Regions from separate parts of the Mus musculus genome. Here all the other regions are linked to region 3. A link is a loop called in an ENCODE intact Hi-C map of the cell type or tissue named here. Cell type or tissue: gastrocnemius. All regions are shown on one strand. Region 1 holds the start of Alox12 (arachidonate 12-lipoxygenase). Region 2 holds the start of Bcl6b (B cell CLL/lymphoma 6, member B). Region 3 has its middle 13 kb from the start of Alox12e.

Evidence for each region. Peaks named below come from ENCODE experiments on the same cell type or tissue, not always from the same donor. Only the 100,000 strongest peaks of a DNase experiment are listed, where the experiment ranks them.
Region 1: a loop joins it to region 3, with 4 times the contacts of the local background. A loop is called at or near these places in 23 of 42 quality-filtered maps.
Region 2: a loop joins it to region 3, with 3 times the contacts of the local background. A loop is called at or near these places in 12 of 42 quality-filtered maps.

What each region holds. Positions count from the first base shown.
Region 1 is chr11:70,251,520-70,259,519 of GRCm38, forward strand. It overlaps Alox12 (arachidonate 12-lipoxygenase), which reads right to left and starts at 3,851. Exons shown (of 14, transcript NM_007440.5): 1 at 3,619-3,851; 2 at 2,890-3,091; 3 at 1,728-1,809; 4 at 1,492-1,614; 5 at 1,276-1,379; 6 at 879-1,039; 7 at 1-74. The coding sequence starts at 3,753. The region is part of intron 2 of Gm40191 (a long non-coding RNA gene); the gene reads left to right. In gastrocnemius, a CTCF peak has its summit at 3,584 (motif pointing right); a DNase peak (open chromatin) is centred at 3,617; H3K4me3 peaks cover 1,772 bases; H3K27ac peaks cover 844 bases.
Region 2 is chr11:70,226,149-70,234,148 of GRCm38, forward strand. It overlaps Bcl6b (B cell CLL/lymphoma 6, member B), which reads right to left and starts at 3,650. Exons shown (of 9, transcript NM_007528.3): 1 at 3,562-3,650; 2 at 2,833-3,023; 3 at 2,340-2,561; 4 at 1,886-2,233; 5 at 1,479-1,603; 6 at 761-925; 7 at 561-691; 8 at 339-476. The coding sequence starts at 3,011. In gastrocnemius, a CTCF peak has its summit at 4,484 (motif pointing right); DNase peaks (open chromatin) are centred at 2,905, 4,463, 6,600 and 6,990; H3K4me3 peaks cover 6,862 bases; H3K27ac peaks cover 8,000 bases.
Region 3 is chr11:70,305,694-70,313,693 of GRCm38, forward strand. No RefSeq gene overlaps it. Among named protein-coding and RNA genes, the nearest start is that of Alox12e, 13 kb to the right of the region's middle. In gastrocnemius, CTCF peaks have their summits at 2,798 (motif pointing right) and 3,862 (motif pointing left); DNase peaks (open chromatin) are centred at 2,801 and 3,861.

The sequences.
Region 1 (8,000 bases), 54 kb before region 3:
TGTGGTTCTCCTCGGATCACATTAGCTGGAATTCCATCCAGCAGGATAAAGTCAGCTTCAAACAGGGATCCATTCTGGAGAAAGGAATGCATCCATCTCAGGGTTCAAAGTTCACGCACAGAAGGGCCAAGAGGTAAGGTGTTTACGGACATTGATTTCTTTCACCGTCCTTCCTTTTGGCAGAGCTATTGTACCTGGTTGGTCCAGTTCTTCTAATCTTAAATCAAAACAAAACCAAACCCAGCCTGATGAGATATCTTGTGTGGGGATACATGTAGATCTGGGTACAGAATAGGCCTGCTCAATCCAGTTTGCATCACAGCACTATCAACGGGACTCAGTGTCCAGATGATCAGTCCCTCGTCTTATCCTCCCTAAGTGGTCTCTCTGCTCTCGGCTTCCACCACCTCAGCAGTCCCTCATCAGCTCTATGAGAATCTCACCTACCCTGAGGGATATTCCATCGAGCTCCCGGAGCCGCCACGGCCACTGGTACAGTGTGCACAGGGTTACCCTTCCGGTAGCTATTTCCCAGAAAAGCTCCTCTATCTCCCTGCACCATGACACAGGCTTCCCTTTTCATCTGCCAAGGTCACTGAAGTCCACAAGAAAACCTCAGCAAGAATGTCATTGTTCCAGCTAACGTCTCTGGAGCCAGCCTGTGCCCTGGAAATCCATCCTCTTTCCCCCATTCATACAGGAATTCCTTGTAAGCTTTTACATGATGGTGGTGCCGTTTTTCAGGGCTTTTTCTTACTAGAGCATGCACCCAGGGATGCCTCCTTTTCCCTCATCACTTGAGGTCGCTGTCTCAGCCTCACGAGGTCTTACACACTAGTAACAAGAGAGCAATGCCGGACAGAGCAGGAGGAAGGTACCTTGAGTTCTTTCTCCAACTGAGCTTGAAGCTCCTCCATCCCAGAGGGCAGTACCAGTCTGGAGGGCAGAGAGGTGGAGCGTCTCAAAAGCATGGGGTTGGCGCCATTGAGGAACTGGTAGCCAAAGAGTTCATCTTCCTGCCAACACTGGTGAACCTTCTCTGGGGTGGGGTGGGGGAGCACAGAAAGGACAAGGGACACAGGTTAGATGTTTCTGTTCTTCACATTGAACCTAAGGAACTTAGACTATCCTACGCTCAGCCCAGGTTTATTTTTGTCATTTTTGAGGCCTCTGTGAGAATATCAGGCACATTACATCTTAATTTGGCAAGGACCCATGGGGACCATGGATTGTAATGAAAAGGGGCCACTAGGGGGTTATGGGGAAACCACTGACCGGCCAAGGCACTCTTCTGGCCCCAGAAGATCTGATCAAAGTCTTCCAGATGGTTCCAGCTTCTCAGGAGGGTATAAACACGTTTGAGGCCCATTTCCAGAACCCTAGGATAGGTGTTAAGACATGAGCCCATCACCTGACCCTCAGCTCCTCACTGTCCACCTCCATTCGTGGATCTCCCAGACCCCATCCCATGAGCGTCCACCCTCTCCTTACCCCGCCTTCAACGTCCATTCAAAGTCCAGTCTCTTCTCCTCATGGAATCTCATATTTGGAGGAAGGTCATCCTTACAGTCCGCTGCTATTGTCTGAGGTAAGCCTTCTTTCCAGGTGGCCCAGCTACAAGTTGGGGACAACACTTCAGAGAGAGTGTTGAGATCAGTGATGGGTGCAGGGCAGGGAGAGGGAGGGGTGGGGGGGGCAGTTGGGAGGCCTCTAGGGAAAATGGTTACCAGTAGGTCTGTTGTCTTTCCTTCAGTTCCTTTTCTCGATACTTCTGGAAGACATCTAAGGCATTGTCTCCTGCCAGGCGGGCTGGGGAAAGTTACAATTAGCTACATGTTGTCTGGTTCTGAGCACTCTTCTGCTTGTCACCTACTCTCTCTTTGTAGCCAGAGTCTATGTTTTCTGCTGGGCTCCTTTGTCTTTATCTCCGGAGTTGCCTTGACTGATCCCTGAACACATTCATCGGGTTCTTGCTGGTTTGAGCTCACATTTCACTTCCTTCAGCCCACAATTTTCTCTTCCAGACCAGAATCCCATATCCTCCATGCTTTCCTGTTTCTTAAGCTCACAATCTCCTAATCTATTTCATCAATATCTAAAGTGGGGGTGGGGTGAGGGGAGAATCACGCTAATTAAGGTGATGAAATGTGGTGTCACCAACACCACACCTATAGCTACTTGTTGCTTTGGCTAATCTCACACCTTAAATTTCATCTGTTCACGTTCAGCGGTACTTTCATTTCCTGGCTTCGCCTCTGGAGCTGATCACTCTACAGCTACTGACTTGTCCTGGGTGCCGCCTCAGTGAAATCCACCTGTCTCCAAGTGTTCCCGCCCTTACCACCCTGGCTTTCACTTGCCTCTGCACTTCTCTTTCTCTGGTTTCCCATGGTAAAAATGTGAAGTTTTACGGGCTCTTTCGCATGCCTCCTCCTGCCAGGTGGTCCCCACCATCCAATCAAATCAGCCGACCAGCGGCCCTTCCTCGCGGCCCCGTTGCTCATTGGCCACCAGCTCTTGTTCTCTGAGCCCCTCACCTGTCCCTCTCCCCACGGGTTCCGAATCACAGTACTACTGTTTTCTTTACTTCTCCATTTGTGTCCCCGGCTCCATGACCTTCTTTCTATCTAGGAAAACAGAGTCTCCAGATCTCTTACTTCCCTCTTTAATTCATTTGCAACATCACTTATCCTGGGAAACACTTGGGGAATTCATAACTTCTCATTTCCTCACTTGCGCCCTAGAAACTCACTGTTCCGTTTCTGCCCACCCTTTCTCCAAGTTCTTTCCCTCTCCTCCTCTTTAGCCCTATTCCTCCACACCCTCGCCGCCAGCACTGCCCTTTCCCTCTTCGTCCACTCCCCCAGGGTAGGATGCTGCCCCGCTCACCTGTCCCCTCCGGGAGGCTCAGGATTCCCTCTCCCTGCACCCAGCGGTAGCAGGGAAACACGGCCTCTGCACTTGTCCCCGGCCCCTGAACTGTGATGAGGTTGCAGAACCAGGCGTCATCCACAACTGTGTGCTGTTTGTGCAGTTTCACAAACTGCAGTGGCCCCAAGTCCTCGGGAACGTCGAAGTCAAACTCCTCCTCCTGCGGGGACCACACTTAATAGAAGGGATTGGGAGAAGCCTTTCGGTGGCCGAGCCTCCCCTTTGTGGAGCCTCAGCTTACCGCAGCCGTCAAAGAACACACCTCGCCCCTGCTCTCCTTCCCTCTTCCACCCCTAACCTGTCTGGCGGGTCTAAGATGTCCCATTTCTGAGGGAAGACCAGCGTCTACAGCGCGCTGACCAGAGATTTGAGCAGATGATGACGATCATCGCCTGTCTCATCCCGTTCACTGAGCTCCCACCACACCGGAACTTGGAGGAGCTTCGACTGACCTCAAGTCCTGTATTTAAATCGGCTCTGGGGCTAAGAATGCAGGACTCAGAGGGCTGCCTGGGCTGGGGTGTGGGAAAGGAGACCACCCGGGGCCCGTAGTTGACATCACTCCCGGTGTCCCACCTCTACAAATCTCCATCGCGGTCTTACTGTCACAGACCCTAGTCTCCTGTCCCTTGCCATCCTCCTACTCTCTGCTTGGACAGTAGAGGGCCCCAGTTCTTGCTCACTGACCTTGCCCCGCGCTGGCCGCAGTTGCAGCTCCAGTTTCGCCTCCCGGTGCTCCCCAACCAGCCACAAACGCACTAGGTTGAGGGATCCGGAGAAGAGCCAGGCCCCAGTGACCACACGGACGCGGTAGCGGCCCATGGCTCCCTCTGGCCTCTCAGGAGGCGATCCAAGTTAAGTTCAATTCGAAGACCGCCCAGGGCCACCGTCGCCTCGGGGCCAGGTCCAAAACTTTAAAAAGATGGATCTGTGTCCCCGCCCTCACAACTCCTAGGCACTCCCAAGTCCCCGCCCCAGACTAGTCTGAACCTGCTAGCCCAGCCCAAGAACAGGCTTTGGGAAAGGGGTGTGCGTTTGGATCAGCTACAGTGGGAGCTAAGGAGGCCCTTCCCAAGGTCTCTGGGCTTTTAGGAGAACTTGCAAAGGGGTTGAAACCATTTTTCAAACGGAGGGAAAAGAAGTGTCTTTTCTGGGCTGAGAGGAATGCCTATAGCAGGTGAGCCTGGGAGGGCCTGGGGGATGCCCAGCTGCTAAAACCATCTGTGGTCCCCAAACACCCCCAGTCCCTGCTCTGTACTGCTTTTGAAGTCACCCCTTCAGTAAACCCCCAGGGATTCCCAGGCTGCCTTGAGCCTGAAAAGACAGCGTTTCCAGACTTAGAACCCCACCCCTGCCTTCTCCCCCACCCTCATGGTCTCCCACTCACCTGAACATAAGACTTTACGATTTCTTTTCCTTCCTTCCTTCCTTCCTTCCTTCCTTCCTTCCTTCCTTCCTTCTTTTCTCTCTTTCTCTCTTTAAAAAAAAAAGATTTACTTATTTTATGTATGTAAATACACTGTCACTGTCTTAGACACACCAGTAGAGGGCATCAGATCCCATTACAGATGGTTGTGAGCCACCATGTGGTTGCTGGGAACTGAACTCAGGACCTCTGGAAGAACAGTAAGCCCTTTTAACCGCTGAGCCATCTCTCCAGCTCCGACTTTAAGATTTCAAATACACAAAAGTGTCATGGGCCACGCATCTTGAGGGAGGCCAAGGACAGTGAATGATTTTGTCCAACCTCCTCCAGATCTCGGATGCAGAGTACCAGTCTGGGTAGGAGGGTGCAGTATAGAATCAGTTACAGTCCAGTGGGTGGGTTTCACGAGTTTATTTCTTCCAGGTAAGGAGAGTGAGCCTTTCTTTAGTGGAGCCCAGGTTGGATTTTCTTCCCAAGTTATCTCCTGGCCTTGGGTCTCAGAAAAGTAAAGTCATGAGCAGCGGTGAGAATGACACTTGGTTAGGGACCTTGTGAATAGTGGGAAACTTGTTCAGGACTCAGATTTTGTCACATGTACATGTCCCTAACTAGGTTCCTGTAAACTAAGATGTTCTAGTTTGGTGGCTAGGCCAGGGCCAGGAGGATCTGTTTTCTGGACCTAGGATGCTGCTGCTTGCAGGAAGGAAAAGTCTGAGACTTTCCAGGTCACACCTTCAGGCCTCCAAACCCTGGGCATGTCAGGTCCTTCGTGGGTTACTATTGCACACTCTCCAGGCCCATTCCTGCCTAGAAGTTCTGTGCTCTGGATTGGGTGTCTGTCAAGTGACAGCTCCCCCTCCTTTCAATGTTCCGGCGTCACTCTTTTCTCTACATCCCCTTGGTTCTCCACAGCAGGCCGTGGCCCTCTCCTCGTGCATTTTCGTGGGCCGTGTTTTGCCTTCTCAAGAGTTTGGTTTGTATCAACTAGATGATTCCTTAAGGTTACGTGTGTGTGTGTGTGTGTGTGTGTGTGTGTGTGACAGAGAGAGAGAGAGAGAGAGAGAGAGAGAGAGAATGAGAACACTAAGAAAAAGAACTGAACTTCTACACGAGCTTAATGACATGATGTGTTCAGACACTTAGACGCTTAGCACAATGTTTGACACAGAGCCCTCTGTGTATTAACTTATTATTATTCATGATGAAATATCATGAGTCCCTTTCCCATTTCTTACCACCTACTACTTCTTCAGTTTCTACCAGGATGTTCACTTCCAAGACCTGCTTCCCTCTTGCTTTTGTTTTTGTTTTTTGTTTTTGTTTTTCGAGACAGGGTTTCTCTGTGTAGCCCTGGCTGTCCTGAAACTCACTTTATAGACCAGGCTGGCCTCAAACTCAGAAATCCACCTGCCTCTGCCTCCCAAGTGCTGGGATTAAAGGCGTGCGCCACCACCGCCCAGCTTTTTGTTTTTTTGGTTTTTTGCACTTTTCAGTTTTTAAGCCCATGTAGTATATTGAGAAGATACATTTAATTCCTAATTGTTTTCTGTAGTGTTGAGTATTGAACTCAGGCCTAACATATTTCTGTCTCTGAGGAACTTGTATCAATCTGCAAACCTATACAAGCCTTGGGCCAGCTTCATTACTTGGAAACAGATATGAATTTACTTGTTTTCTGACACATGCTCTCAGATCTCTCTCTCTCTCTCTCTCTCTCTCTCTCTCTCTCTCTCTCTCTCTCTCTCTCTCTCTCATATCTGTCTATCCATCCATCTATCTGAATGAAAGAATTTTTACTATGTAGGCCAGGCTGGCTTAGAACTCACAGAGATGCCTCTGCCTCCTCTGCCTCTGCCTCTGCCTCTGCCTCTGCCTCTGCCTCTGCCTCTGCCTCTGCCTCTGCCTCTGCCTCTGCCTCTGCCTCTGCCTCTGCCTCCTCTGCCCAGTGCTGAGACTAAAGGCATGCACCACCATGCTCAGCTCCTTTCCTTACTCTTTAATACCGAGAATTCAACATCACATTTTAAATCTGTCCTCTGACTGCTCTCCTCTACGGCACAAGAAGGAACAGTGCCTTCCCTTTGTCTAGAACCTTCAAAGCTAACCTCTCTTGGTCCAGACTCCAGTGCCTGCTGTCTGTGCCAGAAGCCAACTCCCACTCTCTCGTGACCTGTCTCTGCAACTTTTAACTTCTGGATCAAAGCTTTTCCCGCTGGGTTATACCCCGGGGATGTGGGCGAGCACGGCGACCCTTGCACTACTCCATAGCCAAGATGTTTCTTAAGACGTTTTCTAAACGTAACAATTCCATCCCTTTTCCTTCTCCCGTGCCAAACGCCTTGCCTTGCAGTCACTTTCTTTGTCTTTTTTTCTTTTCTTTTTGGATGATGTTTCTACTGTCTTTGCTGCGCTGCTTAGAGCTTGTGTATGACACAGGGCTATAATATAAGTTTCTTGAGGCATTTACTCATAAGAAATTACCATTACATTATTAGCCATGTAATTTTAAGTGTGTGATGATAGGACATGATTTCAAGGCAGATAATGTAACATTCACTTTTTTAATTAGTAAGTTGGATACAACACCTGTTTCCACTTGCAGGAAGGCCAGGACTTTCCTCTCGGAGTGTGGTCCTTGCTATCTGGTGTTTTCTGATGTGACAGGAGGAACTTTGTCCTGTGAAATCTAATAAGTCATTTCCCAATGCTTCCGAGATGCCTTGCGTGGGCCACAGCGACACAAACTCGAGCTTCCAAACTCCGGGTTCACACAATTTTGGACAAGGTCTCCAAGCAGGACTGCATGCTCCAGGCTGTGCCAAGGCTCTGTCCATCCTTAGTCTCCTGTACCCTTAGGCTTGGAGTTGAGTTCTGGTCAGGGAGGGTTGGTTCTCCTTTGAGATCATGGGTACTCTTTTCCTAATGCAGACCTCTCCTGAGACCTTCTCAGACTTTGAGAGAGAACTTAACACTGAACATGTAAAAGAACACCATTGGCTCCCTTCTTTCCTTTTCCTCTACCACCAACTCTGTATGACAGGAGTGTCAGAGTGGAGAAGGCACATGGAAAGGGGGGACCAGGAAGGAGGCCACTGTGTGCCTTTGAAGGATGTGCGAAGTGGGGGCAACCAAGTCTCAGAGAAGAAACCAGGAAGGTTTGTTCAGGATGGTTGGTTTTGATTATTTTAAAGAAACAAACCTGTTCTATACTGGTGTGTGTGTGTGTGTGTGTGTGTGTGTGCGCGCGTGCGTGCTTCCTGGAGCTTTCCTAGAGAGCAAGATTGGCTCACACCTTTAATTCCAGTAGTTAAGAGACAGAGACAGGCATGTCTCTGAGTTCAGTGCCAGCCTAGGCTGAATAGAACCTTATCTCAAAGAGAAAGGGTGTGTGTGGCCTGACTCATCTCAGAGAAATCTCTGCAGCTCTGTAGCTAGACATCTGATTCATCCTTTTTTTTCTTTTTTAATTGGTTGGTGTGTGTGTGTGTGTGTAGGCCAGAGATTGACACCAGGTAATCTCCTTAATTGTTTTCCACCTTATATGGGACCTGAAGAGATGTTGAATGTCTAACAGTGAAACGGTGGCCCCTGGGAGCTGGCATGCCCCAGTTTGACTTGATGTTGCTGGAATGGAACTCTGACC
Region 2 (8,000 bases), 80 kb before region 3:
GGAGGACAGGTCTGTCAGGTCCCAACCTTTCCATAACCACCTTTCATTTAGGACTCGGGAACTGTCTAGCTCTCCGCTGACAATCAGCCTTTCTATGTCCTCTGGGGGCGCCCAGGAGATAGGCCTTGCCTTTCTTAACAAAAGCATCAACAACTGTTAGGTCCTTGGGACAACAGCACCTAGTCCAGGCACATAATTACCTCCACCCCTTCTCCCGGGTGCAAGCCTCTGATTCACTAGGGCTCTTTAGGCTGTCGCTTATTCCTAGCACTTCTGGCAAGACTCGTCCCTGCGTATACGAGGGATAATTCCATTATTAGGCTGTATAGGGTACCCACGTGGTATGGCTTCTCCCCGGTGTGGATGCGAACGTGGCTTTTGAGGGTCTGTAGATGGCGGAAGCGGGTTCCGCAGGTGGGACACGGATAGGGCTTCTCTCCGGTGTGGATGAGCACGTGTGCGCGTAGGTGTGCCACCTAAAGGGCAGAGCCTTGAGATCACCTTGGGGAGGGGCGGAACCCTCTTCGCTCCTCCCATTTGCCTTCCAGCCTTCTCCTTACCTGAACAAAACGCGAGCCGCAGGTCTCACACTTGTACGGTTTCTCTCCGGAATGGATGCGGCTGTGTGTTTTTAGGTTAGCAGGTCGGTTAAAACGTGCTCCGCAGATGGAGCAGCGGTAGGGCTTTTCCCCTGCAAGTTGGAAGACAGTCAGATCGCCCTACGGGAGCGGTGGTCAGGAAGACCAAGACCCCCTCCTACCTGTGTGCACCGTGCGGTGACTAGCCAAGTTGCCCTTATAACGGAAGGCAGATCGGCACAGCTGGCATTTATAGGGCTTGTCCTCGTCCCCTGGAGCTAAGAGCTCCAGCCCCGATGAGCACCCAGCCACAGCCTCACAGTTCTGGCAGCTGAAAAACTCACTTCCTAAGGGTAGGGAACAATGACAATCTTAGTTATTTACTGAGGACTCCCCCCAGGTACCCATAAATCTACAACAGTACACTAGTAGGGTCTGCTGGCCCTTTTAACCCCTAAATTATTGTGGAGGCTACTGGCGGTCACTTGGCTTGTTCGTGGCCAGTCAGTCAGTAAGATACGACTGATTTAGTAGCATGCTGCTAATTTCAATGGTGCTGACAGTGTGTGGAGTGGGTGGAGCTTTCTGTTTCTTTCCTTTCTTGCCTCCTTCTGGCTTGCCAGAGAGGCCCTGCCAAACTCTGGGCAGATCGTTCAGTCTTGGATTGGGTGGGCCAGAAATTCCCAAACTGTGCTGCTTTTTGGAAGTACATAGAGAGCTTAAAAATATTTATGATTGGTCCTCACCCTCAGACATTCTGACTGCTGGGGTGAACGTTACCCAGAGGGGGTCCAATGCAGTCAAGTTTGGGACTATTCAATAGGTCTATTCTGAGGTCTTTTTGGTCCAAATCGACCTGGATCAGCTACAGGAGAGAAGCCAGAAGAGAAAGCCTCTTACCTGGCGGTGGATTAGCCTGCTTAGAAGCTGGCAGAGAAGTCTCTTGAGCCCGGGGTGTGAAGAGGTAGGAGTTATTTGCTAGAGCTCCACACTTGAATCGTGCAGTGGTAGTAGCTAGAGATAGTCTAGGCAGAAGTTAAGAGCCATAGAAAAGGTTAGGGATTGGGGGTGGGGCACTGGCTCCCCCCGCCCTGCCCCTTTTCTGGAATATACAGACTTCAAGGCCTGTCTTCTGGAAGTGAGCCAATATTGATCATTAAGTCCCACCTTTGGCCTTTGGCCAACTCCCTAAGCTGGGTTAGTATCCCTGAAACCTGGTTCAGAGGGTGCCACAATGGCCTACTCAATGGCTCTGCCTCCTAGAGTGGACCAGACTCTAAAACTCTTGGGAGTTATAGATTCTATACCTGCTTTGGAGACCAGGCGTGGTTCCTTCTTCACTGCTGCTGCTGCTGCTACAGGCTTCATCTCCACTAGGGAGCCTGGCCTGGGGACAAGGTTGACCTGAACTCTCCCCAACCAGGCTTCCTGCTTGTGAGGTCTGAGAATTTAGCACAATAAATTTGTATTTTTTCCAGTTGCAGGCCTTGGGGTCTGGGCTGGCTGGACTTGGGGAACCTTGACTGCAGCTTCGAGACTCAGTAGGTGGGTCTGGGTGTCCTTCTGAGCGCCTGGGACTGCCTGGTGGAGCGACTGTTGGGGGTCTTGGGGGTTCTACCTCCACAGGTCGCAAGGAGATGCCTAGAGGTTCATAGCTAGAAAAAGTAGGATGATCATTAACACCGTCTCCTAGTCGTTGCCTTTGCCCTTATTCCCGGCACTAGTTCTGCTAGGGAGAATACAAATCCATGGTTCCTTTACCTGGCTTGGATGAAACGGTGACACGCCTGGACTACGTGTTCCATCTGCAAATAGGTGGCAGCTGCGAGGACAGCTGGGGCAGTGGCTGGAGAGAGGCGAAGCCTTGAAGTATACATGAAGTCCAGAAGAGGAGCAAAGCCTCTGGCTTCTGGCCCCCCCGGCAGAGAGAGTACATCCACCCCGAGTCCCGCTCGGCCCCGGAAAATTGAATAGAAGAAGCCACTGGAGAGAGGGCAGATGGGTTGGTCATGTTAGGAGCCGGGAGACCAAAGGAGAGTCTTGCCTCCCCACTAGCACTGCTGCCTCAATTTTTGGATGCTCTCCCAAGCTTCCCCCTCCCTTCTTCCTTCCTCCCCCCTTCTTACTCTCCAGTTCTGGGATTGCCGGTGTGGACCATTATTCCCAGCTTCCCTCATGCTTTGGATTACCTCTCAACAGCCATGTTACTCTGTTTTTTCCCCAGTTAGTCCCCAGGTGCCCTACCCCCTCGAACCTGCAAGCGATAAGAACTGCCTTGTGCGCTCTTAGGGGTTGCCCGCCAACCAGCAGCGTGACGTCAGTGAGGATCCCGCGCAGGCGCAGCTCATTCAGATTGCTAAGCACGTCGGAGGAGTGGCGGGTGAACTCTCGGACGTAGCCCAGAGCTCCCTCTGGGGCCGCTGTGGAACCCATAGCGACCTAAGCCTGCGACAGCCACCGAAAAAGTTAGAGGATCTAGGCATTACTAAAACAGATTCCTTTCTTCTCTGATGTTTTCTACCTGGGATACCCCTAGAGCCAACCAACGCCATCAGATAGCGGACTCAGCATCACCACTTAATTCCTCTCGTTCATTCTGCCCTAAACGGTTGCTTCCTTCCTTCCCTTTGCTGGATCGCGGAGATCTTGGAGCAAGTTAGAAACTCTCGTTCCACCGCTTGGAGGGCGAGCGTGAGGAATCCCGCACTCCCGCGCGCCGTGCGTTGGTTCGACTCTAGTTACCTCATCCACTACCTTCCTTTCCTCTGCTCCCCGGGCGCCTGGGTCACAGGTACCAGACTTTACCTGGGGGACCAAATATGATCTGCAGCCCACACCCATCTACGCGACTCCTATCGCTAGACCCAATACTTTCCATCTCTTCTTAGCACAGTTCCTGGGGTTCAGGTCTTATTACTATCAACTAACCCCAAGCCCTCTTTGGAGACTCAGAAATCTGATACCCTCAGGGTTTGGTTCTTACCCCTGTCCCGCAGGGGCTGCGGCTTCTCTTCTCGAGGGGGGCGGGGTCTCTCTCCTCTTTCGGTCTCTGCTCCTTTATTCAGCCGGGATGGCGGGGGCGGGGGTGGAGGTGGGGTGAACCCGTGAGTCTGTATCCTTCCTTCCTCTGAGGCTCTCCAGATGGTGAGCCCGGGGCGGGGTCTCCGTTTCAAACTGTATCTCAGAATCTCGGGGTGGTCGTATCGTGGATGGCTTTGGTTCATTAAATAAGCACCCGAGGATGAGGATATTAGAATTGGGGAGGTTAGTGGTGCGGAGGGTGGTAATATGGGAGGCTTATGTCGTCGAAGGAGCTGGGACAGCGAGTATTGGAGTGTTGGGTTTTGGAGGCGTGTGCCAACAGCCAGTTGAGGGAGAAAGGAAATATCCTAAAACTCCTCTTTCTAATGTATTGGACTCAGGAAGAAAATAGACAGTCCAAGTGGTATCGGGTTTGGGGAGGCATTAGTGGACTCCAGTGGATCTCAGATAGTGGGAGAAGGAGGAGTGATTGACAGGCAAGGTCCAGAAAAGGGGGAGGTGGAGCTCTGACCAGGCGGGGTAAGGAGAGGGCGGATATGATTTCTAGTTCGTTTCCTTCCATTGTCCTGAGACCGGACGGCTCCTGCAGCTGCTTCCCCTCGAGGAGGTGGGGAAAACCCCGGGTGGGGACCGAGAGACGCTCGGGAGACCTAGGCGTCCGGCCTCCTACTCTCGACTCTCTTCTCAACCCTTATAGGGATCCAGAGATACAGACTCCCGCCTAAAGCCCTGACGCTCTCCATCAGTCCTAGCTTACTAGGGCTTCGAGCACCCGCCCGTCGGCTGCGCTTAGAGTCTGGCGGGACGCCGGGGTCCAGCGCGGCAAGTAGGCAAAGCTCGGCAATGTCTGCATCCTTCCACGAGAGGGCGGTCGAGCACCAGCCTCGCTTCGCCCCTAGGTCTCCTGGCTGGTGATGTGCTCAGACCAGTGAGCTGGATGCATTCGGTCCAGGCTACAGGAAACTTTCAGCTGCCTTCTCTTTCTGATAGTTTCCTCTGCACCTCTGTCTCTTTGTGGGGCAGTAGATCGAAGACAGAAGAGTTAGGGTCTCCGCAGGAAATTCAGGCTAGAACTCTTATGGAAGGCTTTGGAATGAACATAGTGGTTAGGATGAGATGGGGTCTTGAGCCTGGGAACACAGTTGTTTTGTTTTCTAATTTGATAGACCCTTCTACCCAGATGTTTGTAGACAGGAATTTTCAATGAACATTAATATGAGCATTGGTCGGAGTAAACAGAGAGGACAGAGGAGAAAGGGCAGGAGGAACCTGGTAGCTAAGTACTTCATTCAGAAGCTAGGCAGGGACCACACCCTTAGATTTTGTTTGGGGAGCCTTGGGATAGAAGGACAAGTTTCCTTTGAAGAAGAGGGGCAGAGCTGAACCCAGGTACAAAGCAGGAGCTCTTTGAGTTTGGGGTTTGGAGCATAGCAGTTGTGCAAGAATGGACCAGCATATCTAGGCCTGAGGCCTCTCCCTTCTGTTCTTGGGGGTGGAGTACATTTTGTTTGTTTTATTGGTTTTGATTTTTTTTTTTTTTAAGCAAACGTAGCAAACAAAACTGCAAACCAACTGGGGGTTGGGGATAGCTAGGGACCCTGGATGACGATGTGGCTTTACTTTGTGAAGATTATTTGGTCTCTATCCAATTTTCATCTCCAAATTTGAGGTGAAAACATTAAGGGCTTTGATGTCAGGACAGAGTTAGCTATTCTGAGTTTTGGGGTGTCACTTGCCATAGAAGTTATTGTAGTCAATAAGGCCTGTTTTTAGTCTCGACAGCTGATAGCAAATTGGAGGTGCGGGGCTGGTTTTAAAGATGTCTTAGTTCGGGGGTTTGGAGGGATTTGATGCTCCCATGTGAGACTGTCCATCTCTAATTTCTGGTCTACTGGGGGAGCATGAGTACGCAACTAATTTGGGGGACATAGTCTCTTTCCAAGTGCTGTTTCAAGGTTTGGATGAGATTGTTTGGGGACATAAAGGTCAACTTGGGGCTTTTTAGAGAGCCCAGTTACATTGAGTTGGTGGCAGAGCCAGAAGCTAGGAGAGGATCTGAAGGCTTTCTGTAGCTGAGAGCTTGATTGATGGGGGGGCAAAGTTTTGTATTTGAATCTTGTGGAAACTCATTTTGAGGGTTGGATATTCCTGTGAACATGTTTATGTGTGAAACTCCTCCACAGGAGAGAATTGAGAAGCCCCCCCAGGGTAGAAGGATAGTTTGGGGGGTATCCAGTTTCTGGGTGTTTTGCCACTGGCCACATTTGGTGAAGCTGAGAGGTGGGTCATAAATTGAAATTGATTTGGAGGTTCACCTATTCTAAAGCACACTTCTGACTTAGGTTATCTTTTGCTGATAGTCCCCTGGCACCCCAGATTGTAAAAAAAATTAGTGAACCCCCAAATAAGGCCAGAATTTGAAGGGTGAAGCCTGGAAAAAGCAGTGTGGTCCATCATAGACTCACTGGAATATGACCTGTTGTGCTAAGGGGGGAAAGGTGGCTTCATACTCTGAACCCCGATTTCTTATGGAAGAAAAAATCCGTTTGGAGGAGATGGGGTGTCTCTTGTTAAAGTGGGTACTTTCTGACTAACAGTGCTGCTGAAACTGGCAAGGAAAGGCTGTGATGGTCTACAAGGGGGGGGTGAATCTTGCACCCTGATATTTTAAGATAAGAGCCCCAAAGAGAAAGCAGACAGAGGATTGGGAATGAGGGTGAACTGAGAGGCGGGGGAGGGGTTTCCAACGGCAGCAGGGGCTAGAGGGTAAGCCAGGCCAGATATTCCCGCCTAGGTCCCTGCTCTCTTCGGCTCTCCTCCCCTCTCTCCCTCCCACCGCCCACCCCCCCAACTCAAGGAAAAAAAAACTGCCTGTGCAATAGCAATGGCAGATTCCAGTCCTCCAGGCTTTCCTAAACCACCACCGAGACCAGCCAGGGGGGAGGGGAGGGGAGGGGAGGATCGGGCTTTCCTGCTTCCTTGAGACAGGGGCAATGAGCTTGACCTCTTGGCCCCTAGCCTTCTAAAGAGTGTCCCCCGGTCTGGAAACCAGGTGTCCTGGACCCTAGCCCCCAAGCGGGGGGGCCTGGAGAAACGGGGAGGAGGAAGGAGGGAGTGACTTCCAAAATTGGCATCGGGACAGAGCAGGGCTGGCGGGAGGCAGGAGAAAGACAGAATTTTCCTGAAAAAACGGGGGTATCTAAGGACCCCAAATTTGGGTAGCTAGTTCAGGACCATCTTCCCAACATCCTAGATTTTTTTGGGATTTTTTGGGGGCCCCGGGATCCCTCTAGATGGGGTGAGGAATGTAGTGTTGGGGGAATCTGACTGGGGCAATGCAGCTGCCTCTCCCGCCGAGTTGGAGACGGATGGGCTGGGACGGGTTTTGGGGGGGTGTCCCCAGTTCTGACTGGGAGTGGAGGAACCCCTCCAGAGCTCTCTTGTGGGGGTCCCCCACCCCAGGGCACTCCCCAGTCCTTGAGCCAGCTGAGAGGAAGGAGGCCAGCGATGCGACTGGGGCGTCTCTTTTCTCCTGCACCCCAAATGTGAGGGATGCACCCCAAAATTTGCTCCTTTCAAAATAGGGGACCAGGATCTCAGGGGAGAGTAGCTGAGGTAAGTGGGGAGGAAAGTGTCCCCTGTTTTCAGGAGAGACGTGGCGGTTGGGGGGGAGGTTTGGAGGTGCGTGCTGGGGTGGGGTTGCGCCTTGTAACTCTTGAAATTGGGGGGATGACCAGAGAAGCTTTCTCTTGTACCCCTAAGACGTAGCACCTCATACTGAAACCAAAGCTTGAGACTTGAGAGCCCCCAATATTCCTACAGACATTAGGACAGTGTTTGCTTTTTTTTTTTTTTAGCCCCACAAAAGCTTTGCTGGGATGGGAGCTGGGGGACAGCAGTTGTTTCTGGGGGTCCAGGAGGGTGCAAGGAGCAGGAGGCGTTGGCAGGGCTTGATATAGGTGATCTGGTAGTCTTGGAGAGGGTCTGGCATACTAGGGGGGCCTAAAAAGATTGCTTCACACACCATCTTAAATCTTTTGATTGCTAAGAGTTTTGGGGGGGTGTGTCGGAAGCCTGGTGGTGCTAAAAGGTGGGATGAGATATGGGAGGTTAATATCTAGGGTTTACAGAGTTTTGTTTTGTTTTGAAATTTCCAGAAGAAACTTTTGCCTTCTGGGAGGTTCTTTTTAAAATCAAGTCTTGGACAGGAGGAAAGGGCTATGGGAAGGCCTAGGGTTGGGGGTGGGGAAAAGGCATGTTTGTCTTTGCTTAAACGTGGCTCTCAGGGGTGGGCCTGCTTGCCTGGGCCTGGTGAATGGGCTAATGAGTGTTGCTGTGTGGGTGGGGCGTGGGTCTTGGGGGACCATGGGGAATGGAAGC
Region 3 (8,000 bases):
AAAGGGAGACACAGACAGAAAGCAAGGCTGAACCCACCAGGTCATATTCAGGCTCGTTGCTTCTGTCTGGTGTCTAGGCTAGCATAATAGAAGCTCCAAGCAATAGGGCAGATGGGGCTGGAGAGATTACTCAGCAGTTAAAAGCACTTATTGCTCTTTCAGAAGACCCACGTTCGAGTCCCATTACCCACCTGCTCACAACCATCTACAACTGTAGTTCCAGGGTTTCTGATGCCCTCTTCTAGCCTCTGCAGGCACTGCAGTGCATGTGTATACTTTTGTTACATAGCCCCATGGCTGTTTTTCTGTTATGTGTCTTACCCTGCATCTTAACTTGAGGAGGGTACGAGTGACTGCTTAGGCCCTAGCGATGCAATGGCTCTTGGGATGGTTAAAAAAAACATGTCCTTGATTTAATTATCCGTGAAAGCGCCACATGTTGTGAATTGTTACCAGTGAACTGTGTACATGACCTAGCTAAATTTCAACCTCACCCTAGAGTTTGACGACAGGATGCCCAAAGGCCAGGAGTTCCTCTTTCGATGACTTATTCAACCCTGGGTAGCTTTAAAGTGACTGCCAGAGCAGCCAGCAGATAACCTCCAGGTTCATTATATTCTAATTTCCGTCCTAAGTGACTCAACTACTGCAGAGACGACAGGAAGTGTCAGACCATCAAGGAAGCAAAGGAGAGGCATGCTCAAGTTCCGGGAATCTTCTCTTGCTCCAGGAAAGGTCACCGACACTCGTCCCCTGGCATCCCCTCCCCCTACTGTCCTTGTCCTGGTTTTGTGTGTGTGTGTGTGTGTGTGTGTGTGTGTGTGTGTATTTGACCATGTGATCTGGGAGGAAGGCTTCCAGCTCTGTTCACTCGTCACCTTATGAACATGCTGCCTGTGTTCAGTTTCCCTTTTGCAATTTGACTTTGAAAACCTCAACAAAGAGCCCCACCCTGAGGGTCCCTTCCTCACTAGCATCTCTAGCAACCCTAGTAGCAAACAAACCCTAAATTCTCAAACTATATATTTAAGACCTTTTTAACAGTAAAATATCAATTTGGAGATAGTCAAATGGAAGCTTTCAGCGCTGGCCTCTGCTCCTACAAGAAAGAGTGACGAACGCGTTGGAGTTGCATGGCTGAAGGGGAGCGTGGGAAGGGGAGACAGAGGGACTCTGCAAGTCCCTGATACCTTGGACAGGAGCCTAGGCAATGCAGTAAGCCACACTGGCACTAAGCCCTGCAGGACGCTGCTCACATCACAGGGAAGGGCTTGACAAGGGAGGCCCAGCAGATCCTGCTGCACAGGTGACACTAATAGCCAGAGGACAGTCCAACAGTTGTCACAGGCTTAAAGTGAGTTAGGGGAGCTACCTGGATCCTGCAGTTTTGCCTCAGAGGAGAAACTCACATTACCTTCTGATACACTTACACCATCAGAGCCACTGTCGGAATTCGGTTCCCTGGAGGAAGGACACCGCTTACACCATCTTCCCCGGGGTCACCATCACACCAGAGTCTGGGGCTCCCTTCCCACATAGACTTGGCAGTGTAACCATGACTCCAACATCTCACTTCTGACTATAGTAGGCAGACATTTCATTTTAGCAGAGATATGGCCACTTGGAAGATCTGAGTTAGAAAAGACCTATTCTCTGGGGCTTGAGACTGGTCCTGCATCTGCCACTGCCTCTATTTCAGATGTCAGCCACCCCTTGGCTCTTGTCACTTCTAGGTCTGAGGACACTCATTTCTCATTCCCTGTGTTCCTAGGACCACCATTACCAGAGGTCTAGTGGTATCCAAGGGAATACAAAGAGTAGATATGTCTCTAAGCAGACACACTTACACATATACATGCAACACAGACACACATGCATACACACACAATGTAGATAAATACAACACACACATGCATGTCTCTCTCTCACACAGAGACACCCACCCCTGTGGGTGCATAGAATATGCAAAATTAGGTTATGCGTCTGTATGTTTGCAACAAGCACAAGAATGCCAATGTTTGAAATACAGCACCACTCAGAGGAGTAGTTAACAGAACGTGACAGTAAGGCAGCTGAGAACAAGTGATACGGCATTCTATGCCTGATGACTGAAGACTTAGTCAGAACCTCAATCCTCCTCAACAGAGGCACAGTTTTAATACAATGTATTTCCAATTTCCAACAGTAATGTGCATATCAGTAAGATTAGTCTGAAAGGTTTGTACAAAGGGAACCACAGTAGAACGGCTAACGCAGTTGACAAGAATAAAGTCATAGGTAAGGTCGGTCTACTCATTTTTGAGACTTACGTAACTATAGTACTCAGAATTAAGACTAAGGAGGAAAGAATACACAGAGCAGTGGAACAGTGTAAGAGCAACACAGCCAGAGCTCTTGACTCTAGCTGCATATGTATCAAAAGATGACCTAGTCGGCCATCACTGGAAAGAGAGGCCCATTGGTCAGGCAAATGTTATATGCCCCAGTACAGGGGAATGCCAGGGCCAAAAAATGGGAATGGGTGGGTAGGGGAGTGGCGGGGGGGGGGGGACTTTTGGGATAGCATTGGAAATGTAATTGAAGAAAATACGTAATAAAACAAAACAAAAAAAAAAAAAAAACAACAACAACAAAAAAAAAAAAGAGCAACACAGCCATGTCACAGCCGTCTCCGGAAAAAAAAAAAAGATGTAATGTTTTGTTTTATTTTATTTTATTTTATTTTATTTACATGGTGTTTTTTTGTCTGTGTACCTCATACATCACTGCCTATAGTGGCCAGGAGAGGGTGCCAGATCCCCTGCAACTGGAGTTACAGATGGATGTGAGCCAACATTTGGGTCCTGAGAATCAAACCCAGGTCCTCTCTCTGCATGAACAACCACTGATCTTAACTTCTAAGCCATGTTTCTAAAAATTTGGTATCTATGGGTTCTGAAAAAGAAACTTGCCTCATGCCTTGTATAAAAATTACCTTAGAATGCATACTAGACTAATGTCTAAAATATGAATCTGTGGAGCATTCAGGAAAAAAAAATGGAAAGATTGTCAGTATGAAGAGATAGTCAGGCTGGGTGTTGGTGGTGAACACCTTTAATCCCAGCACTTGGGAGGCAGAGCCAGACACGTCTCTGAAAGTTCGAGCCAGCCTGGTCTACAGAGTGAGTTTCAGGAAAGCCAGGGCTACACAGAGAAACCCTGTCTCGAAAAACCAAAACACAAATAACAACAACAAAAGAGATCGTCAAAGAATTCTCAGACTTCAACCAAAAAAGCACAATCTACACAAAGAATAATGAATAAACAAACTGCAGAAAATTAAAAACTTCAGCCGCATGAGGGGAAAGGGGAACTCAGTTGTCTCCTGGATACACTGTATTCAAGCCACGTTTCACCCCAAGTGATGGTGAGCTTTTTTTTTTCCAAAATTAGACAAAGAAATACAATTGAAGCACAAAAATAGGAAACTGAAGTTAATACCAGGAAATAAAACAATAAGAATGAGCATAATGAAGCATTTTAAATTAAGACAAGAATACTAATCTTTAAATCTGTTTATATTTGTAAAACTCCAAGAAAAAAATTTTTAAGAAGAATCACAACTATGTACATAATTTTTTGTTGCTGTTGTTTTTTTCCTTAATCATAGTAATTCTGTTGCTAGGGGGGAAAGGAGGTTGGAAAATACTCATAATTTAGTGTTAACTCTTTTTTGCTTTTTAGACATTTGAGATTGTTACGTTGTTTTCCTTACACCTGTAAAGAGAAAAATAGAAACCACTTGGTGCAGAGAAGCAGCACAAAACCCCACGCTCCACCCGAGTTAGTGTTTAGTGTTTAAAGAGAGCGCCCTCTAGAGGTTATCTAGGGAACAACAACACATGACATTTTTCGGTGAAACAGAATGATGGACCTGGGACTTGGAATTCTTTCCATAGGTGAATGGCCGTCATGTTGCAGAACTGCACCCGAACTCTCAGAGTTCCCGCCCCAGAGTTATGTAAAATGCTGCCTTGGCAGAGGGTATAGACAGAGCGAAGAATTGTTCAAAGTCATCTCAAAGTAATCTAATCAAGATTACCAAAGTTTTCTTGAGCCTAATATAAAAGAACGAAAGATCTGGAAAAAAAACGTAGAAGTCCCATAGAGTCCAGCAATCCATTTCTGGACTTACATTCTATTAAATTAAATAGAACCTCAAAAGGCTATTTAAGCACCCATGTTTGTTGTAGCATTATTCACAATGGCCACGAGGTGGAAACAAATCAGATGTCCCTCACCAGGTGAAAAGATAGTGTTTTGTATGGAACAGAACAGAGGGACCCGCCTCTCCTCGGGCTAGAGCAGAGATAACGTGGAAAGCAATGGTTCTCAACCTGTGGGCTGTGGCAGAGACAAACAACCCCTCTCTGGCAGCTGGCAGGACCGCCCTTGTGGCTGCCACAGATGCCTGGAGAAAGCTACACTAAGACTACAGCTGTTTGCTGCTGAAACTGCCTTCCCCCCTCATCAAAGCACATTTCTAGCCATCCCATCTTGCACAGCTCCCTCTGGCCTTTCTGCCACCACAATCTATATAATGTTACACGTCTATTTTCAGGGTTTGACCACTTGGTATTGGATAACCAATTAATTAGTATGCTCTTCCCTGGAGAAAAGTGTTTCTCTTGCTCTTAGTATTTCTTAGTTGTCTGTAGATCTTTGTGCAGGGTTGTTCTTATGCCCAAAGGTAAGTTTAGTCCTTACCACTCATGAAGAAGAAATATATATTTGCAACAAATAGAGGTCACTACATAATACCATAACCAATCACAATGCAGAGGAACCCAGTCCCAATGGATACATTCACAACACACTCCGACACCTAAGGCTCAGAGATCATTGTGGAAGAGGTACCTGAAGGATTACGAACCAGGGGATCAGGGAGTTTGCTGTGAGACTGTGTCTCCTATGTCAATGCAACACCCATAAAGTCTCCCTGGTGTCCCTGCCTAAGCATGAGCAAGGACATCAGTGGACTTGCCAAGGCAAATAGGGGAAGCCCATGAGGCTTGAACCCTACACAGTTTTCTTTTTAAGTAGAGGGGATTGAGCTGATAGCACAAAGGCAAACACGCAAATAAATAAAAAGCCCAAATGTCAGTAACAGTGAGAGGGGGATGAAGCATCTCATGGTGAGAGACTGGGGCTTATTAGAAATGACAGAGGGGGGCTGGTGAGATGGCTCAGTGGGTTAGAGCACCCGACTGCTCTTCCGAAGGTCCAGAGTTCAAATCCCAGCAACCACATGGTGGCTCACAACCATCCGTAACAAGATCTGACTCCCTCTTCTGGAGTGTCTGAAGACAGCTACAGTGTACTTACATATAATAAATAAATAAATCTTTAAAAAAAAAAAAAAAAAAAAAGAAATGACAGAGGGGACAAAGGAAGGAGACAACAAAGAACAACAGAAATAGAGGGTAGGGAGAAGAGGACAGACAGACAAGGAAGAAGAAATATAGACATGTGTAAAGAGACAGAGAGAGGAAACTGTGGGTGTTAGCCACAGGAAAATGTCTAGGAAGCAGCCAAGCATCATTTGCTGCATTAGTCAGGGTTCTCTAGAGGAACAAAACTTATAGAATGAATACACACACACACATATACACACATATATTCATACACATTTATGTATATACATATACATACATATAATACACACACATACATATGCATGCATGCTGTGGTCCAGCTAATCTAACAATAGCTGTTTACCAACTGAAGGTCTAAGAATCCAGTAGTTGTTCAGTCTACAGGGCTGAATGTCTCAGCTGGTCATCAGAATGTCAAAATCCCAAAGAAACAGGATCAAATGGCAGTAAAGGAATGGACTGGACAGTGAGAGCAAGAGCCAGCAGGCCAAGAGCAAGCTTCTTTCTCATGAACTGCATATAGGCTACCGTCAGAAGGTGTGGCCCAGATTAAAGGTGGATCTTTTTAAAAGATAGTTTTTTATTTTATGCATGAAAGTACACTGTTGCTGTCTTCAGACACACCAGAAGAGGGCATTGGATCCCATTACCGATGGTTGGGAGCCACCATGTGGTTGCTGGGAATTGAACTCAGGACCTCTGGAAGAGCAGCCAGTACTCTTAACCGCTGAGCCATCTTTCCAGCCCCTAATGATGGATCTTTCCACCACAAAATATTTAATTAAGGAAAAAAATCCTCACAGCTGTACCCAGCAAGTGGGTTTTAGTTAATTCCAGATGTAGTCAACTTGACAACCAAGCATAGCCATCACCATGGGCCAAGGGCCCTATTGCCACAGGGCTGACAACAAGACTTTAGCCACTGTAAAGAGCCAAGGACACAGCACCCTAGATCTGGAAGGCAACATGCCAGCTGCAAAAGGAACTGAAAATCTCAACGTCCACGTCTCACCCAGGGCTGCAAAGCTAAGAAGCGCCATGCTTGCATTTGACTACAGTTGTCCAAGGGGCTGCTTGGAGCGACAGCTCTCTGGCTGTTAAATGCCAGGCCATTAGTAACTGGAGCCTAGAACAGAAAATGTCTAAGCTCAATATTTTGAATTGTAAGCCTCTAGTTTCTAATGCCTGGAATTCAGAGTCTCTCGTTTCCAGGATTTGGTGCTATATGCCTGTCTGCCAGCTGCCTAGCACTCCAGGGCCCAGGGCTACCAACACTGCATGAACCACTTACTGCCAACACCAGGTTTCCATCCAAATAGAGCAAAAGAATCCCATTCTTGCCAGGCAGTGGTGGCACATGCCTTTAATTCTAGCACTGGGAAGACAGAGGCAGGTGAATCTCTGTGAGTTCAAGGCCAGCCTGGTCTATAGAGTTAGTTCCAGGACAGCTAGGGCTACACAGAGAAACCCTGTCTCTAAAAAACAGAAAACAAAAAACAAACAAATAGCCCCATCCTACTCACTGGTAATAAACACACAAATGGATTATCATTCCACATCTATAAGAAGGAAATACTTTCACATCTGTCTACACAAATGAACACCGAAGAAACTCCACAAAGACATTCTGCTAAGTGAAATAAGCCAATCACAAAAAGAATAGGAAATGATGATGCCCAGGTCTAGGAGAAAGGATGTCACTGTTCCATTTCCGTTTTTGCAAGATTGTAGGGTTCTGTAGACTTACTGCAACCATCTCGAATACAGTCAACATCGCTGAGCTGTACTGCTGAACTGGCCAGGACTGCAGCTACTTCCCTAGCCTGTGGGTTGTGAGTTCACATCTCCTCTGGTTTGATGTAATCCCGTTTGCCCATCTTCATGTCTGTTGCCCTTATGACCTTTCAGCATCATATCCCAGAAGTCTTTGCACAGACCAATGTCATGAACGCTTTCCTGTTTTCATGGAGCTATTTCATAGTTTTAGGTCTGTGTGTGCATGCAGTTGCATACACAAGTTGTGTGCACATGTGTGGAGGCAGAGGTTTACACCAAGTGTCTTCTGAAATCCCTCGCCACCCTACTTTTTGAGCTAGCATCTCTCACTGAGCCTGGACTTTGACAAAACTAGCCGGCAACTTCCTGCTCATGGACCAATCTTCCCGGTTCACCTTTCCTTTCGTTCTCCCAGCAGCTGGTGACCACTGCTCTGCGCTGGATTGTCATAAGATCTACTCTCTTTTTCCTGCAGGGATGATGAGGTCACACAGTCTCCTTTTCCCTGTGTGCCTGGCTCACTCCATTTCTTAGCAGAATGCTCTCTCCTTCTAGCCTGTTTTGCTGCTGTAAGTCAATGGACTTCGCCTCTTTTCACAGCTCACACTCTCCCATCTTACTTGGGCACCATGTCTCGTCCATCTGTCCATCTGTCCATCCATCCATCAGTGGACGAGCCTTTGCATCCTTTCTGGTTCTTGGCCATTACAAATACTGCCAAGATAGACAGGTGACTTCAGATGTCTCTTCGCTATAAGGATCCCTTTCTTTCACATCTATGCTGAGTGGTAGCATTGGTATAACATGCAA